Regions from separate parts of the Homo sapiens genome. Here regions 1, 2, 3 and 4 are each linked to region 5. Evidence: chromatin contacts called from ENCODE Hi-C or POLR2A ChIA-PET data. All regions are on one chromosome and are shown on one strand. The core of a region is the stretch at or near the end of the contact, and the rest is flanking DNA. Distances in the headings are between cores, read along the strand shown.

Region 1 (2,700 bases), core at 4-2,503, 350 kb before region 5:
AACACATGGGGTGGTGGGGGAAACCAGGGAGCTGGACACAGGGTGGGGGGGTCCTGGGAGTTGGACACATGGGCCAGGTTGGGGGTCCAGGGAGCTAGACACAGGGGGTGGGGAGGGGAGTCCAGGGGACTAGACACAGAGTGGGGGGTGGGTCCAGGGGGCTAGACACACAGTGTGGGGGGTGGGTCCAGGGAGCCGGACATACACATGGGGTGGGGAGGGGGCATCCAGGGAACCAAGTCTAGGCAGAGGCAACTGGCGCAAAGGACCTGAGGCAGAAGAGGGTTTGGTGTGTGAGGCGGGACTGAGGACTGTGGGCGAGGGAGACAGCTCTACCAGGACGCATGGTTCGGGGAGGACAGGCTGCAGGGTGCCTGGGCTGCAGGCACGGCACGGAGAGGAGTGATCCAGTGTTAACAATGTGGGTGGAGGATGACACCAGACCCCTGGCTTATTGCCCCACCAGGGGAATTCCCAGACACCAAACACCCCCTCCACTCCCACGCAGAATTGCGGGCTGAGGGTTCGGGTGAGCCAGGCTGCTCTGTCCCGGGGCCGGGCTCTGTTCATCCATCCGCAGATGGATACGGACACGTGCCTTTTTCTGAGGATGTGAATGGTTGGGAATGGCTGTGCCTGAGGATGTTGTTCCCACAGGATGGTGGGGGCGACTTCGGGCCTCGGTGGGTCCCGACCCCCCTCCTTCCCCCAGTTCCCTAATCAGGGTCTGAGCGACCGCGCGCACGGCCCCTGGGCCCCGCCGGTCTCCGAGCCCGTGGGCAGCGCCGGGAACTCGTGCCCCGGTGGCCGCAGCCGACCCTTAGGCAGGACTTCGTGGCGCCCCCGGCCCGAACAGACCCCCACGGGCAGCCTCGGCCGCCCCGTGCTCCCTTCATCTCAGGGCAAAAGCTCAAGTCAACCCTTCGGGACCGCGAGCCGGGCGGCCTCAGGAAGCGGGCGCCTGGGGACCCTCGGCCGGGCCGGGGGCGGCGAAGGTGGGGGCGCCTCGCGCGGCGGAACCCGCCGTCCCCATAGCCCGGAGCCCCGTCCGGAGTCGCCCCGCTGACCGGTGAGGAGGCCGGGCTCCCTCCTTCGATCTGCGGCGGTGGTCGGGTCGGCCGGGGCGCCCCTCGGACCCGGGCGCAGCGCGGAACCCGGCGGGGCGGGAGGGGCCGGAACCTAGCGCCAGGGACCCCGTTTCCTGTCGGCGGGACCCGAGCGCTGCACCGAGCGCAGCCGGACGCGGCCGACTGACCCGGTCGCTGTGGCAACGCGGCGGGACCTGGCCAGCGCTGCTGGCGGGCGTTAGGGTGAGGTGCGGGCGGGCGGCGTGGGAGGCGTGGGAGGCGTGGGGGGCGCCGCTCCGACCACTCTTCCTGTAGAAAACCCCAGCAGCTGCCGTCCTGTCGGACGCAGCGCTTTGGTGGGGACCTGGAGCGCGAGGTCGACCCTCAGAGCTCGGCCAGGCCCGGACCGGGGATCCCCTCGCGGAGGCTGCGGCGGGGCGGGGCGGGGGTTGCGGCCGCGTGGAGCGGGAGCGTTCCCTCGGTCTCCCGTGGGTGACCTGGGGCGGTGGGCGCTGCCGACCAGGGCCCCGCAGCCCCGGGAGAATTCCCCGGGTTCCGCCGCCGGCAAGGACGGCTCCGCGCCCAGGCAGCCTTACAGTGTCTGTGAGTTTAAAAAAAAAAAAAAAAAAAGAGAGGAAAAAAAAAGGCCGGAGGCGGTGGTTCGCGCCTGTAATCCAGCACTTTGGGAGGCAGAGGCGGGCAGATTGCTTGAGGCCCGGAGTTCGAGACCAGCCTGGCCAACATGGTGAAACCCCCTCTCTACTAAAAATACAAAAATTATTGGGCGTGGTGGTGCACGCCTGTAATCCCAGCTACTCCGGAGGCTGAAGCAGGAGAATCGCTTGAACCCGATGTTGTAACTGAGGGAGTTATAGAGAGAACGCCACACTCTGAGACTACTCAGGAGTCCTGTATTGCCAGCGACTGACAGACTGCTAGAGCTGCAAATTCCCTCGGCCCCGAAGAAGGGGCTAGATTTCTTTTGATACCTTGGTCTAAATAGAGGAGGGGAGGCTAGCTGAAGCGATTTTTTTACAGAAGCAGAATAGGCAAAAAGTTAAAAGATAAATGGTTACAGAAACAGTTACAGGAAAATAAACAGTTCCAGGTACAGGGGCTTAAATTATCACAAAGTGATAAACGCAGGGGCTTTGGGTACCATCAACCGAGCGCGTTCCCAGGAGCTGCTGGTACAGCTTGCTCCAGTTTCTTATCAGTATTTTATCAGTAAGCGCATTCCTGGATGTGCTTGGAGTCAGCTTGCCCCAGTTATGTCCTTAAGGGACGGGGACAAGGGGCTGCAAGCGAAGAAACCAAAATGGTGTCTGTCCGGCCCTCTCAGCTAAGAGAGAGTCAGTCAGGTTAAAACAAAGTAGGGTACCACACCGAGAGGCGCAGGTTGCGGAGAGCCAAGATCGCGCCATTGCACTCCAGTCTGGGAGACAAGAGCGAAACTCGGTCTCAAAAAAAAAAAAAATTATCTGTAACTTAGAAAAAGGATACAAAAGGAGCACAGATTTCCCGTGTGCCTTTTGCCCAGAGCCCCTAGAATGCTGACCTCTTAGAGAACCACAGTTCATTCAGCAACATGTAGACGCTGGCGTTCATGTTGGTATCATCCCATGATCTGGTC
Region 2 (2,922 bases), core at 117-2,616, 370 kb before region 5:
ATGGGGTCGTTACCAAGCCTGCCTTGAGACCAGGCCTCCAGGTGCCCACCCCAGACTCTGTCCACACCATGGGGCCCTGGGGGACAGACGCTGCACGTGCCACGGCAGAGCCCCCATGCACTCAAAGCCTCTCTGGGGGCAGACACCCCCCCACGGCCTCCTAGCACCTCCTCAGTTCCTTCCCTCCATGAGGGAGTCGAGCCCAGCCGCCTCCACACCACGCTGGCGGAATAGACCCTCCTTCAGCAGGGTCAGGCCAGCACCCACCTGACTTCCAGGCCTGTGCAGTGAAGCTGGGACCTTGGACTCCCCGGCCCCAACAGACACAAGACCTCCCACCCTTGTGCTCAGCATGGACAAGCCCCTGGGCCTTGGGGTGGGCCAACTGCCATTTCCCGCCCAGCAGGCCTGACTCTGGCCATCACCAGGAGAGGGACCCTTTCAGCCCATGCCTCTGGGACAGAGAGGAGGACAGCCGCCCCTCGGCTCCCCCCATCGTCCCTCACCGACTCCAGCCACCCCTGGAGGCCCCGGCCAGAGCTAAGGGCTTCCCTTCCACTCTGCGGCTCCTGTCTCTTGACTGGCCCAACACCCAGGGAGGCTCCTGACCAACCCACTTTTCGTATAGGGAAACTGAGGCGTGGGTTAGGAAGTGGGAGGCTACCAAAGGCTGCGCCTGGTTTTCCCACGAGCTGGGGGCCAGGGGTGGAGGTAGGGCGAACCCAGGGAGCCCAGCCTGGCTCTGGAGAGGGTCCCCCACTTCCCTGCACGGTCTCGGGCTGTTAGTCATTGCCCAAGGGCGGGTGTGGGTCGGGGAGTGTTCAGGGTGTTGCGAACAGGGGAAAGCGCCACGGCCCGAGCGCAAGTGCTCCCCACTCCCTCGGGGAGGCCACCCATACAGGGAGGGCTGCAGCAGCCCCACCAAATATAGCCCGCGCCCCCCGCCACCGCGGACCGAGCTATTTATACCCGGACCGGGCTTGGCCGCCGGCGCAGCCATCTCCTGGCCCGAGCCCAGCCCCTGAGGGCAGCCCGACGGGTGGGCGCCGGGCCGGACCGGGGGAGACGAGACTGGGCAGCCAGGTATGCGAGGGCGCGGAGGGGCGCGGCTGGCTCTCGGGAGCCCTCGGTGGGGCCCGCTCGGGGTCGAGAAGGCTAGTCCATGCCCCGGGCGCCCCCGGACCTGATGGACAAAGTGGGCGGGGTGGGGGTGAGAGCGCGGACCCCGAGGTCGCCCCCTTGCCCGGCACGGGGGAGCTCCTGGGCCCCGGCCCGCGCGCGAGCATCGCGGCCGCGCCTACCTGCCGCCGCTGGGCCGCCTCAGCCCGCCTCTCGCCGCCTCTCGCCGCCTCTGCCCGCCTCTGCCGGTCCGCTCCGCGCCGGGGGCGACTTTAAGTGCTCGGGTCGCTGGCGCGGCACGTCCCCCGCGCACGTCACCGCCTGGCGCCGCCCCTGCGCGCCCCGCCCGGACCCCGCGCCGCCTCCGGACGGGCTCCCGGGCCGCAGCTCCCCGACGGCGCGTCCCGCAACCCCGCCGGGCCCAGGGACCCCCCCAACCGGAACCGGCCCCGTCGGCGCCCCCGGCCCGGAGCTGGCCCGCCCCCTCTGCTCCTCGGGACTGGGTCTTCCCGGCCTCGCCTCCCCCGGAGTCCAGGCTCGCTTCGCCCCTCCGCCCCGCCGTCCCTCCGTTTCCCCGCCTCGGAGCGCAGCGCGGCAGGTCCCAACGTCCTCCAGGGCAGCGACCCCTCGCCCCCCAACGCCGGGGCCCCTTTGGTGGGGAGGTGCGCGCGGGTCCCGTGGGGTTCCGGCCGCCTGGCTCAGCTCCGGGGCCCACATCCTCCCTCTCTGAGGCCACGTCCGACCTGTCCCCCTTCAGACCTCCGCTTCCTCTCCGGTCCCGGTGCGGACGGCGGCTCTTCCTGGCTAGGGGAGCGGCCCGCGGCCTGCGCTGCCTGGATGTGGGGCACGGCCTCGCCCTCCCTGAACTTCCGTTTCCCCAGGTGGCTCCGCGCCCTGCGGGGCCCTACAAAGCCACCGACTCCAGCCCTGCGCCCCTGCCCCGCCCCTCTCGCGGCCCAGAACCCGACGCGGAGGCCGGGGCGGCTCCCACCTTCGGGGAGGCGAGGGCTGCCCACCCGCTGGACCTCGTGAGGTGCTTCTCCCAGCCTGTTTTCTCTCATTTGCAACATGGAAATAACGGGCCGCTTTGGGTGCTGAGGTTTGAGGTGGCTCCAGGGAGTAAGGCCTTTGTTGGCCTGGACCAAGGAGTCTAGTTGTCAGGGCCACCCTGCCAGGGCCACAGGAATGCTTTAACTGGCCCCTCCCGGACCCGGGGGCTTCGGGGACCGAGGCACTGGTAAGCCCGTGCCTTCACACACAAAGGAGGCAGGGGGTATCAATGGAGGACCCCTCCAGAGGGCAAGGGGAGGCCACCCCTGACAGTGAGGCCGTGTGGGCCTTGGCTCTCCATCTGCAGCCCAGCCTTGCGGGACATCAGGTCCAGTAAGGCCGCCTGTTCTTTCTATGTAATGTTACAAGCCCACCCTCCCGCTGGCATTCACAGAGGCTGGGTCTGGCCCTCACCCCTACCTGGGGCCCAACCACCCCCATCCCCAAACATCAAGATGAGGGCACGTGCCTGTGAGCAGAACACAGGCCTGTGGCAAGTGGTGAGGGGGCCTCCAACTTCACAGATGAAGACTCTACTTAGTTGGCCCGTGCTGCTCCCGCCCAGGGCAGGTGGTGCTCCCGCCCAGGGCAGGTGGTGCTCCCGCCCAGGGCAGGTGGTGCTCCCGCCCAGGGCAGGTGGTGCTCCCGCCCAGGGCAGGTGGTGCTCCCATCTTCCTGCACCAGGCGATTCATCAGTTTCTGAGGAGGGAGAGCAGCAGAGGGGTGCGAGGCACCGTGGACAGCTGCGGGAAT
Region 3 (2,700 bases), core at 43-2,542, 460 kb before region 5:
CGCGTGGAGTCATGCGCACCCATCTGCACACACACGTGTTCACACGCACCCGTCTCTGCACATGCGTGTCCACACACACCCGTCTCTGCACACACGCGTGTCCACACGCACCCGTCTCTGCACACACGCATGGAGTCAAGTGCACCCGTCTCTGCACACACGTGTCCACACACACCCGTCTCTGCACACGCACATCCACACGCACACGTCTCTGCACACGCACGTGTCCACACGCACCCATCTCTGCACATGCGTGTCCACACACACCCGTCTCTGCACACACGTGTCCACACGCACCCGTCTCTGCACACACGCATGGAGTCACACGCACCCGTCTCTGCACACACAAGTGTCCACACACAGCCGTCTCTGTACACGCACGTCCACACGCACACGTCTCTGCACACACACGTCCACACGCACCCGCCTCTGCACACGCACGTGTCCACACGCATCCGTCTCTGCACACACACGTGTCCACACGCACCCGTCTCTGCACACACACGTGTCCACACGCACCCGTCTCTGCACACACATGTCCATACGCACCCGTCTCTGCACACACACGTGTCCACACACTCCTGCTCATGTGCTGCACCTACTGGCTTTGGGCACCAACGTCAACGCTTCGTCATTGTGGCGGGAGGCCCTCAGGACAGAGAAGTGCCCCCTCCCAGAGGACTCAGTCACCCTGGGGTCAGAGCCCAGGCACAGGTCTCCCTCAGCCCCTGAAGCTGGGCACTGCGGCCTGACGCACTCCTCCCAGGGAGGTCGGGAAACCTCAGGCCTGGACCATACCTCAGACCTCCCGCCTCCAGGACATGGAACGCAGAGCCACGGTCAGCTGGTCGGCTGCAGCGTTGGGTGCGGGTGCAGGCCCAGGCTCCTTCCCCACGGCCAAACCAGGGGGTGCCAATTCTGGCCTGCCCTGTGCTCCTCTGCACTGTGTGGGTGACTCATGGGTCATGGGTGGCTCCAGATTTCTGGGCATAAATTGGGTCCCAGCAGAAAGTACCCCAGAGGACCAGGCAGGCTGGGGGCCAGCTCTGCCGCTCACTTCCAGACCCTGCCACCCGTCCCCAGCCAGGGAGTCCCTTCTCTGTCCTCTGGTCTGCCCCGCCCCAGGCCTTGACCTCCTCCCTGTGGAGATGCAGGGGCAGTGGGGGATACAGGGACGCCCTGCTCTCAGGGCAGCTCTCAGGGAGGCAGTGCTGGGGAGGGGTAGGTGAGACCGCCCCTCCCACCGGGCCCACAGCACCACCCTGGTCTGAGGCACCGCCTCCAGGAAGCCCTCTCTGAGCTCTGAGCGCCTGCGGTCTCCTGTGTGCTGCTCTCTGTGGGGTCCTGTAGACCCAGAGAGGCTCAGCTGCACTCGCCCGGCTGGGAGAGCTGGGTGTGGGGAACATGGCCGGGCCTCCGAGGCTCCTGCTGCTGCCCCTGCTTCTGGCGCTGGCTCGCGGCCTGCCTGGGGCCCTGGCTGCCCAAGGTAAGAGCTTCCCAGGCTCTCCATGGCCACAGCTCCAGAGCTCTCCCTGCCCCATGAGCTCAGAGCCCCCAGTCTGAGCCACAGCACAGCCCCCAGGAAGCGGGTGGGGTGCTGAGCGGCCTCCAGTGTCTGAGGACTCATTTAAGAGAAGGAAAAAGGGTGGACCCCGGTGGGGAGTGGCCGGGGCTGTCCAGGCAGGGCCGCTGCTTTGGGAGGAAGAAGCCCACAGTCTCGGAACACGAGGACAGCACCTCCCCCAACACCACAGCCGGTGCCCAGATCTGCTCCATGCCCCGTAAGGCACCGTGTCTTTGGCGACATGTCAGCCCTGGGCTGTCTCAGGGCCCCACCATCCCCACCACTGTCCCCTGCAGGGAGGACATTCTCTGTCCTTCTGGCCAGACTGATGGTGACAGCCCAGGTCCTCCCCAGAGGTGCAGCAGTCTCCCCACTGCACGACTGTCCCCGTGGGAGCCTCCGTCAACATCACCTGCTCCACCAGCGGGGGCCTGCGTGGGATCTACCTGAGGCAGCTCGGGCCACAGCCCCAAGACATCATTTACTACGAGGACGGGGTGGTGCCCACTACGGACAGACGGTTCCGGGGCCGCATCGACTTCTCAGGGTCCCAGGACAACCTGACTATCACCATGCACCGCCTGCAGCTGTCGGACACTGGCACCTACACCTGCCAGGCCATCACGGAGGTCAATGTCTACGGCTCCGGCACCCTGGTCCTGGTGACAGGTAGGGAATGTGCCCATCCCAGACCCCCCTCCCAACCCCAGCTGCTGGCCAGGCTCTGCTCCCCCAGCCCTTGTCGTGGGACCCTCCCTCCTACATGTGCCTGAACTGTTCCAGCTCCCAGCCCACTGCCCCCAGCAGCCTCCTAGATAGCTGCCCCTCCTCCCCTCCACAGCCTTTCCCTGCCCCGAATCCCAAACCCCGGGGGCTCTAACAGGTTCTCCACCGGGAGAATCCCTTCCTTCTTTTTTCCTTCTCAGAGGAACAGTCCCAAGGATGGCACAGATGCTCGGACGCCCCACCAAGGGCCTCTGCCCTCCCTGCCCCACCGACAGGCTCCGCCCTCCCTGACCCGCAGACAGCCTCTGCCCTCCCTGACCCGCCAGCAGCCTCTGCCCTCCCTGCGGCCCTGGCGGTGATCTCCTTCCTCCTCGGGCTGGGCCTGGGGGTGGCGTGTGTGCTGGCGAGGA
Region 4 (2,736 bases), core at 132-2,631, 410 kb before region 5:
ACAGTACCTGCCGCAGCTGCATGAAGCTTGGGGCACTATGGGTGAGAAGAGCTAGAAATGTTGGGGCCATCAGAGCCCAGGAGGACCAGCCGAGGGAGGAGCAGCTGACAGGTGGGCAGGTGCCCCTAGTCAGGGACAGCAGGACTCCCCAGGAAGAAGGATCACAGCCACCCGTGGGAGAGCTGGACTCTGTTCATCAACAGAAAAGCCGTGAGCGATTCCGCCAACAAGGTCAGTTTTACTAGTCTGGCAGCCCCCCACCCCCGGCTTCTGTAACTCAGAAACTGGGCAGTTCCGACTGCCCATCCCTCATTAGTGACTGATGGTGGTCTGGCCGGCGGCATCTCCTGTCTCCAGGCCCTGCTATGTAATTTCGGGAATGGACGCCCGTCTCCCCGACCTGACCTCCAGCTGTTTGGAGCTGAGGGGTGGAGAGGAAAGACTGGGGGGTGGAGAAAGGCGAGCACCACTGTGGGGCCTGTGGGGGCTGCTTTCCTCTTCTGCAGTGACCTGGACGGGCTGAGGCTGCTGTCTCACTCACACGGCGGTGCCCACACCACAGCCCTGGTATGCTAATGCGTCAAAACACACCTTCACCTGTTTCACATTCTTGAGTTTCAGCGAGGATGCGACAGGTCTCGAGACACATGGACGTGGGACCATGGGGACGGGTTCTTCAAGGTCCCCATGCACCTGCAGCCTGGGGGGGCTTGTCTGAAGGGCTTTCTTCCCAGTGATGGGAATCAAAGGCCCCGATCTTTGAAGCTGGCCATCAGCCTGAACGTCCACTCCTTGTTTCCTTTGCAAGGAGGAACATTCAGATCCAACACAGATAAGAATGTTGACTCCGTCTCCAGGCCGCAGGGACTGGAGGGAGGCAGGTGGTCTGGCCTCATTTTGTGAAAGGTGGTGGCTTTGTCCTCAATCTTCAGGCTGGACATCAGGACCTCCCAGGGCGCGGGCCTGCTCTGTCTCTGGCCTTAGGTGTCAGGAGGTAAGGCCGCAGACGCTGACGTACTGGGATGCCCCAAGCCCGGGAACTGGCAGCCCAGTGAGGGGGTCTCACCTGTGTCCCCTGAGCCTGGCCTGTCACTCTGTCCACGCCTCAGCTACCTGTCCCCTCCTGCAAAGGGCACCGCCTGTCGCGAGGAACTCACCTGGCTTCCTCGACATCTCGGGGGACACACGAAAAGCCCCCGCGAGAGCAGCAGGAGCCTGCACGTGGAAGGGGCTGGCGGCCCGAGGTCCCGGGGTAACAGGAGGGCAGAGGGGCTGGGCACGGCGCAGGGTCGGGAGGAGGCCTGGAGCGCTCGCCCCGCCCGGCCCCGCCCCTGGAGCGCCGCGGCCCCGCCCCGCCGGGTTGCTAGGGGAAGTGACGTCACAGCGCGATGGCGGCGGCTCCTTTAGGCAGCTGAAAGGGGATTTAGGCCCGGAAGATCCGAGTCCATCCGCGGCGGGGAGAGGGCAAGCGGGACCGGTAGGGGCCGGAGCAGCGGCGGCGGCGCTCGGACTGTCCCATCCGCCCCGTATTGAGGCGCTGGGAGCGGCGGGGCGACAGGAAAGCGATGGTGAAAGCGGGGCCGTGAGGGGGGCGGAGCCGGGAGCCGGACCCGCAGTAGCGGCAGCAGCGGCGCCGCCTCCCAGAGTTCAGACCCAGGAAGCGGCCGGGAGGGCAGGAGCGAATCGGGCCGCCGCCGCCATGGAGCTGAGAGTCGGGAACAGGTACCGGCTGGGCCGGAAGATCGGCAGCGGCTCCTTCGGAGACATCTATCTCGGTGAGGCCCCGCCGCCCCCGCCCGCCGCCCGAAGACCCGGGCCCTGCGGCTGCCAAGACCAAGCGCGATCGCGGAAGGAAGTGGTGGCCCCCGCGGGGTCTCCGCGCAAGTCCCGGCACCGCCGGATCGTGGCCAGAACCCAACGGCCACTAGGCTAGCGCGGCCAGGGGTGGGGAGGGCAGTGGGGAGCGGACGTGGGGGAGGGGCAGGACCAGGTCGGGGGAGCAGGGTCTGGAGAGGGGAGGGTTGGGGAAGGAGGGGATAGGGGAGCTGACCCGGGGTGGGGCATGGTCTCTGGGGAGCCGACCTGGGTAGGGGCAGGGTCGTGGGGAGCGGACTCGGGAAGGGCTGGGTGGGGCGTGGGGAGGCGGGCCTGGGGGAGGGGCAGGGCGGGGGTGGGGGCAGCGGGCCGTGGGAGGGGAGGGGGTAGGGCTGGGGCCGCGAAGCGGGCGTCGGCTTCCTCTACGCCTAAGGTCACCGCAGTAAACAAAGGCCACGCTCTTTCTTCCGCAGCCCGGTCCGGGGCTGTCTGGCTGCCCCCTCAGAGGCTGCCCCGGTGTCTTGCATTCGTGGGGGAAAATGTCAGAAAGACCCAAATGCCGTGTGGAGCGGGGGAGTGGCCCGGCTAGGAGTGGGGCTTGCCCTCCCGCTGGGGGTTCTCTCTGAACGGTTCCCCTTGGCCTTGGAGCGGTGACTGAGTGCAAATGAGCAAGGGTTAAGTTTAGGTGAATGTAGAGAAAGTCACACAGGATTAAGATGCTGGCAAGATGAGAGGCAGATGAGGTAGTTGTACTCATGAGGTGTCCTTTAGACTGTAACAGTCTCAAGGTAGATTTCAAAAACAATGGGATTAGAAGGTTTTGGGTTGTGTCATATTTACAATGGAAAAATATGCACGTGAACACAAGTGTGATGAAAGGTTGGCTTAAATCTTCAAGTTTGTAATTTTTTTTTTTTTCCT
Region 5 (2,700 bases), core at 16-2,515:
CGGCCTTCCAAAGTGCTGGGATTACAGGCGTGAGCCACCGCACTCGGCCCCGCACACTCAGTCTTAGAAGTTTGATGTGCATTGCGCACTCACAGCCCGTCTCAGGTGGACTGGCCATATTTCAAGTGCTCAGGAGCCTCGGTGGCGGGTCGAGTCGGGAGGCAAACCCAGCTGCTGCCTTCGGAGTGAAGCAGCGCCCAGGGTATTTCCACAGCTGTGTAACAGCTGCGAGGTCTCCTGAGCCGACCAGAGCATCTGAGAAGCACCAGAGAAGGGGCAGCGTCACAGGATTTGGCAACCCGTGGGAAAGGAAGGAAGAGATCGCACAGGGCAAAGGGCCGCTCCCTGAAGGCCTTAGCGGGGAGTACCTTTCCTGCGGCCGCTCCACGCATGAGCAGCGTCTTCCTGGGGCCTGGGAGCCGGCAGGTCCCCGGGGCCCAGGTCCCGCCCCTCCCGCCCGTCTCTCCAGCCCCATTCTCCTAACCACCCGCCCTGTGCTCGTATCCCCTCCGAGGCTTCCTCGCACTGTGCGCACGATTCCCATGCCCAGGCCCTGCCGCCATGCCTCGGTGAGTGTCTCGCGTGACCTCGCGGAGCGCGTCGGACCGGGCCGGCTATCCCACACCGAGCCCACCGCCGACCCTAGGCGGCCAACCCCACCTTCCACGGCCGCCGCCGCACGCTTGACACGCGCGCCGGAAATTGCGTCACCCCAACTTCCGGTCCGGGGGCCGGGGGGCGTGCCAGTTGGGTACGCGGTCCAGTCAGAATGCAACACGAGGGGTTTCGGAAGCGCAGCCGCAGCTCCGCCCCTAAACTGGGAACTCCTCCCCACTGCCACGTTCGACGAAGGAACGCGCAGAGTGCGCGCATCCCTTGGCCAATCAGGAGGCGCAGAGTCCGTGCTACCGAAAGGGGCAGCCATTCCAGACCCGTGGAAGGTGCAGGCGAAAGCCACCAATTAGAAGCCAAGGCAGAAAAAGTTCTTGTCGGGAGCCAATGAGAGGCTAAGAAAGACAGCGAGCGCGAGGTCCTCGGCCAATCCCGAACGAAGGCCAGGGAGCACTCAGGAGCGTTTCCGAATCCGGGGCCAGGCCTGGTGTGAGTGTCCAATCCGAGAGCGGCAAAGACGAGCCTCGAAGTCCGCCGGCCAATCGAAGGCGGGCCCCAGCGGCGCGTGCGCGCCGCGGCCAGCGCGCGCGGGCGGGGGGGCAGGCGCGCCCCGGACCCAGGATTTATAAAGGCGAGGCCGGGACCGGCGCGCGCTCTCGTCGCCCCCGCTGTCCCGGCGGCGCCAACCGAAGCGCCCCGCCTGATCCGTGTCCGACATGCTGCGCCGCGCTCTGCTGTGCCTGGCCGTGGCCGCCCTGGTGCGCGCCGACGCCCCCGAGGAGGAGGACCACGTCCTGGTGCTGCGGAAAAGCAACTTCGCGGAGGCGCTGGCGGCCCACAAGTACCTGCTGGTGGAGTTCTGTGAGCGCCGGGCCTGGCGGGCGGGCGGGGCTCGGGGCCGCTGAGCCAGGCTCTTGGGACGCAGGCACGGCCCGGCAGCCCCCGGGGTCGGGACCCCCGGCGCGCCCGGAACTGAAGGGCTCCCTTGCTGCCCGCCTTGGGGGCCATGTCAGGGGCTCCCTGGGGGTGAGAGCCGGGCTGGGAGCCGGGGGGCCGTCCCGATGCCCGCCCTGCGCACGGCAGGATCTTCCTGTTAGTGCGAGAAGAACAGGATCGACCTGTGTGAGCAAACAGAGCAAGCCAGTGTCCAGCCTTGCCGAGTCCTCCCCGGGGGCCGACCCGGAAGGCGCCCCGCTCCTGCCCACCCCACCTTCAGCTTGCCACAGCAGTCCTTCCGATGGTGTCTCAGAGGAGAATCCCAAGCCTTCCTCACGTCCATAAGGATTTGAGCTCTGTCCCTGGGGTGGGAACCTTGTGCCTGACACAGCTGCTAACTCTATTGACAGATCGTCTTATTCTCACCCTAAGCAACTCAGGGTCTGTGTGCACGGATGTGCATCTCATACTCACAGCTAGTGCTGGTACAGGCCGCCACGGTCACTTCTTCACTTTTGTCTGTAGTCTTAAAGGGAAAGTCTAGGGGAGATCCTTGCCTTAGTTGCCTGTGGGGAATAAGAAGTCAGCAACCATTGAAAGGTTTGTCTGGCTGTGCTGATGGTGACATAGCAGAGTGGGGGCTGGTGTTGGTTGGTGGTAGTTTGTCGTTCACGGCCTCTGTCCTGATATTGCCCAAGAACACCAGGCTATCAGCTCAGCCTTGTGCGTTAGGAGGGGTTATCTTGGTGAGTAGATAAGGTTTTTATGAAGGGAAATGCCAGAGGAAAAAGGGAAGCACTGCTGAGGGATCAAGGCTGCTTTAGGGATCAAGGCTGCTTTCTAGCATCTCATTTCCGCTTCCAGATGCCCCTTGGTGTGGCCACTGCAAGGCTCTGGCCCCTGAGTATGCCAAAGCCGCTGGGAAGCTGAAGGCAGAAGGTTCCGAGATCAGGTTGGCCAAGGTGGACGCCACGGAGGAGTCTGACCTGGCCCAGCAGTACGGCGTGCGCGGCTATCCCACCATCAAGTTCTTCAGGAATGGAGACACGGCTTCCCCCAAGGAATATACAGGTGTGGCTGTGGCACTGCCCTTGAACTGTCTTTAGAGAGGGACTGGCCTGCCGACTTGGAAGGGCAGGGGCAGCTGTCTGA

The links. A loop is a pair of places that touch in the nucleus more often than their neighbours do. ChIA-PET counts read pairs that join two places held with the same protein, here RNA polymerase II (POLR2A). Pooled maps may share reads with other maps.
Region 1: a pooled map shows a loop between it and region 5 (10-fold over the local background). The contact joins the promoter of CCDC57 here to the promoter of P4HB in region 5. A Hi-C loop is called at or near these places in 1 of 37 single-sample maps with no recorded cell type and 5 of 50 pooled maps. POLR2A ChIA-PET finds 5 or more read pairs at or near these places in 1 of 52 experiments (H1).
Region 2: a pooled map shows a loop between it and region 5 (13-fold over the local background). The contact joins the promoter of SLC16A3 here to the promoter of P4HB in region 5. A Hi-C loop is called at or near these places in 1 of 37 single-sample maps with no recorded cell type and 5 of 50 pooled maps.
Region 3: a loop to region 5 is called in a map of CD8-positive, alpha-beta T cell, with 5 times the contacts of the local background. The contact joins the promoter of CD7 here to the promoter of P4HB in region 5. A Hi-C loop is called at or near these places in 1 of 168 maps with a recorded cell type or tissue (CD8-positive, alpha-beta T cell). POLR2A ChIA-PET finds 5 or more read pairs at or near these places in 1 of 52 experiments (activated CD4-positive, alpha-beta T cell).
Region 4: a loop to region 5 is called in a pooled map, with 7 times the contacts of the local background. The contact joins the promoter of CSNK1D here to the promoter of P4HB in region 5. A Hi-C loop is called at or near these places in 6 of 50 pooled maps. POLR2A ChIA-PET finds 5 or more read pairs at or near these places in 2 of 52 experiments (HepG2 and WTC11).

The regions. Positions count from the first base shown.
Region 1 is chr17:82,211,395-82,214,094 of GRCh38, reverse strand. It overlaps CCDC57 (coiled-coil domain containing 57), which reads left to right and starts at 1,253. Exons shown (of 19, transcript NM_001394669.1): 1 at 1,253-1,310. RefSeq lists an enhancer at 1-842 and a silencer at 793-1,712.
Region 2 is chr17:82,227,486-82,230,407 of GRCh38, reverse strand. SLC16A3 (solute carrier family 16 member 3) reads right to left here and starts at 1,366. Exons shown (of 5, transcript NM_004207.4): 1 at 1,302-1,366. RefSeq lists silencers at 901-950, 961-1,120, 1,241-1,560, 1,721-1,860, 1,911-1,990 and 1 more.
Region 3 is chr17:82,316,200-82,318,899 of GRCh38, reverse strand. CD7 (CD7 molecule) reads left to right here and starts at 1,292. Exons shown (of 4, transcript NM_006137.7): 1 at 1,292-1,486; 2 at 1,919-2,233; 3 at 2,491-2,700. The coding sequence starts at 1,405.
Region 4 is chr17:82,272,345-82,275,080 of GRCh38, reverse strand. It overlaps CSNK1D (casein kinase 1 delta), which reads left to right and starts at 1,381. Exons shown (of 9, transcript NM_001893.6): 1 at 1,381-1,775. The coding sequence starts at 1,700. LOC124904089 (a long non-coding RNA gene) reads right to left here and starts at 1,303. Exons shown (of 2, transcript XR_007065953.1): 1 at 8-1,303. RefSeq lists silencers at 1,242-1,451, 1,692-1,881, 1,932-1,981.
Region 5 is chr17:81,859,100-81,861,799 of GRCh38, reverse strand. It overlaps P4HB (prolyl 4-hydroxylase subunit beta), which reads left to right and starts at 1,265. Exons shown (of 11, transcript NM_000918.4): 1 at 1,265-1,473; 2 at 2,413-2,619. The coding sequence starts at 1,329. It overlaps LOC124904086 (a long non-coding RNA gene), which reads right to left and starts at 690. Exons shown (of 2, transcript XR_007065950.1): 1 at 661-690. RefSeq lists silencers at 1,145-1,364, 1,575-1,674.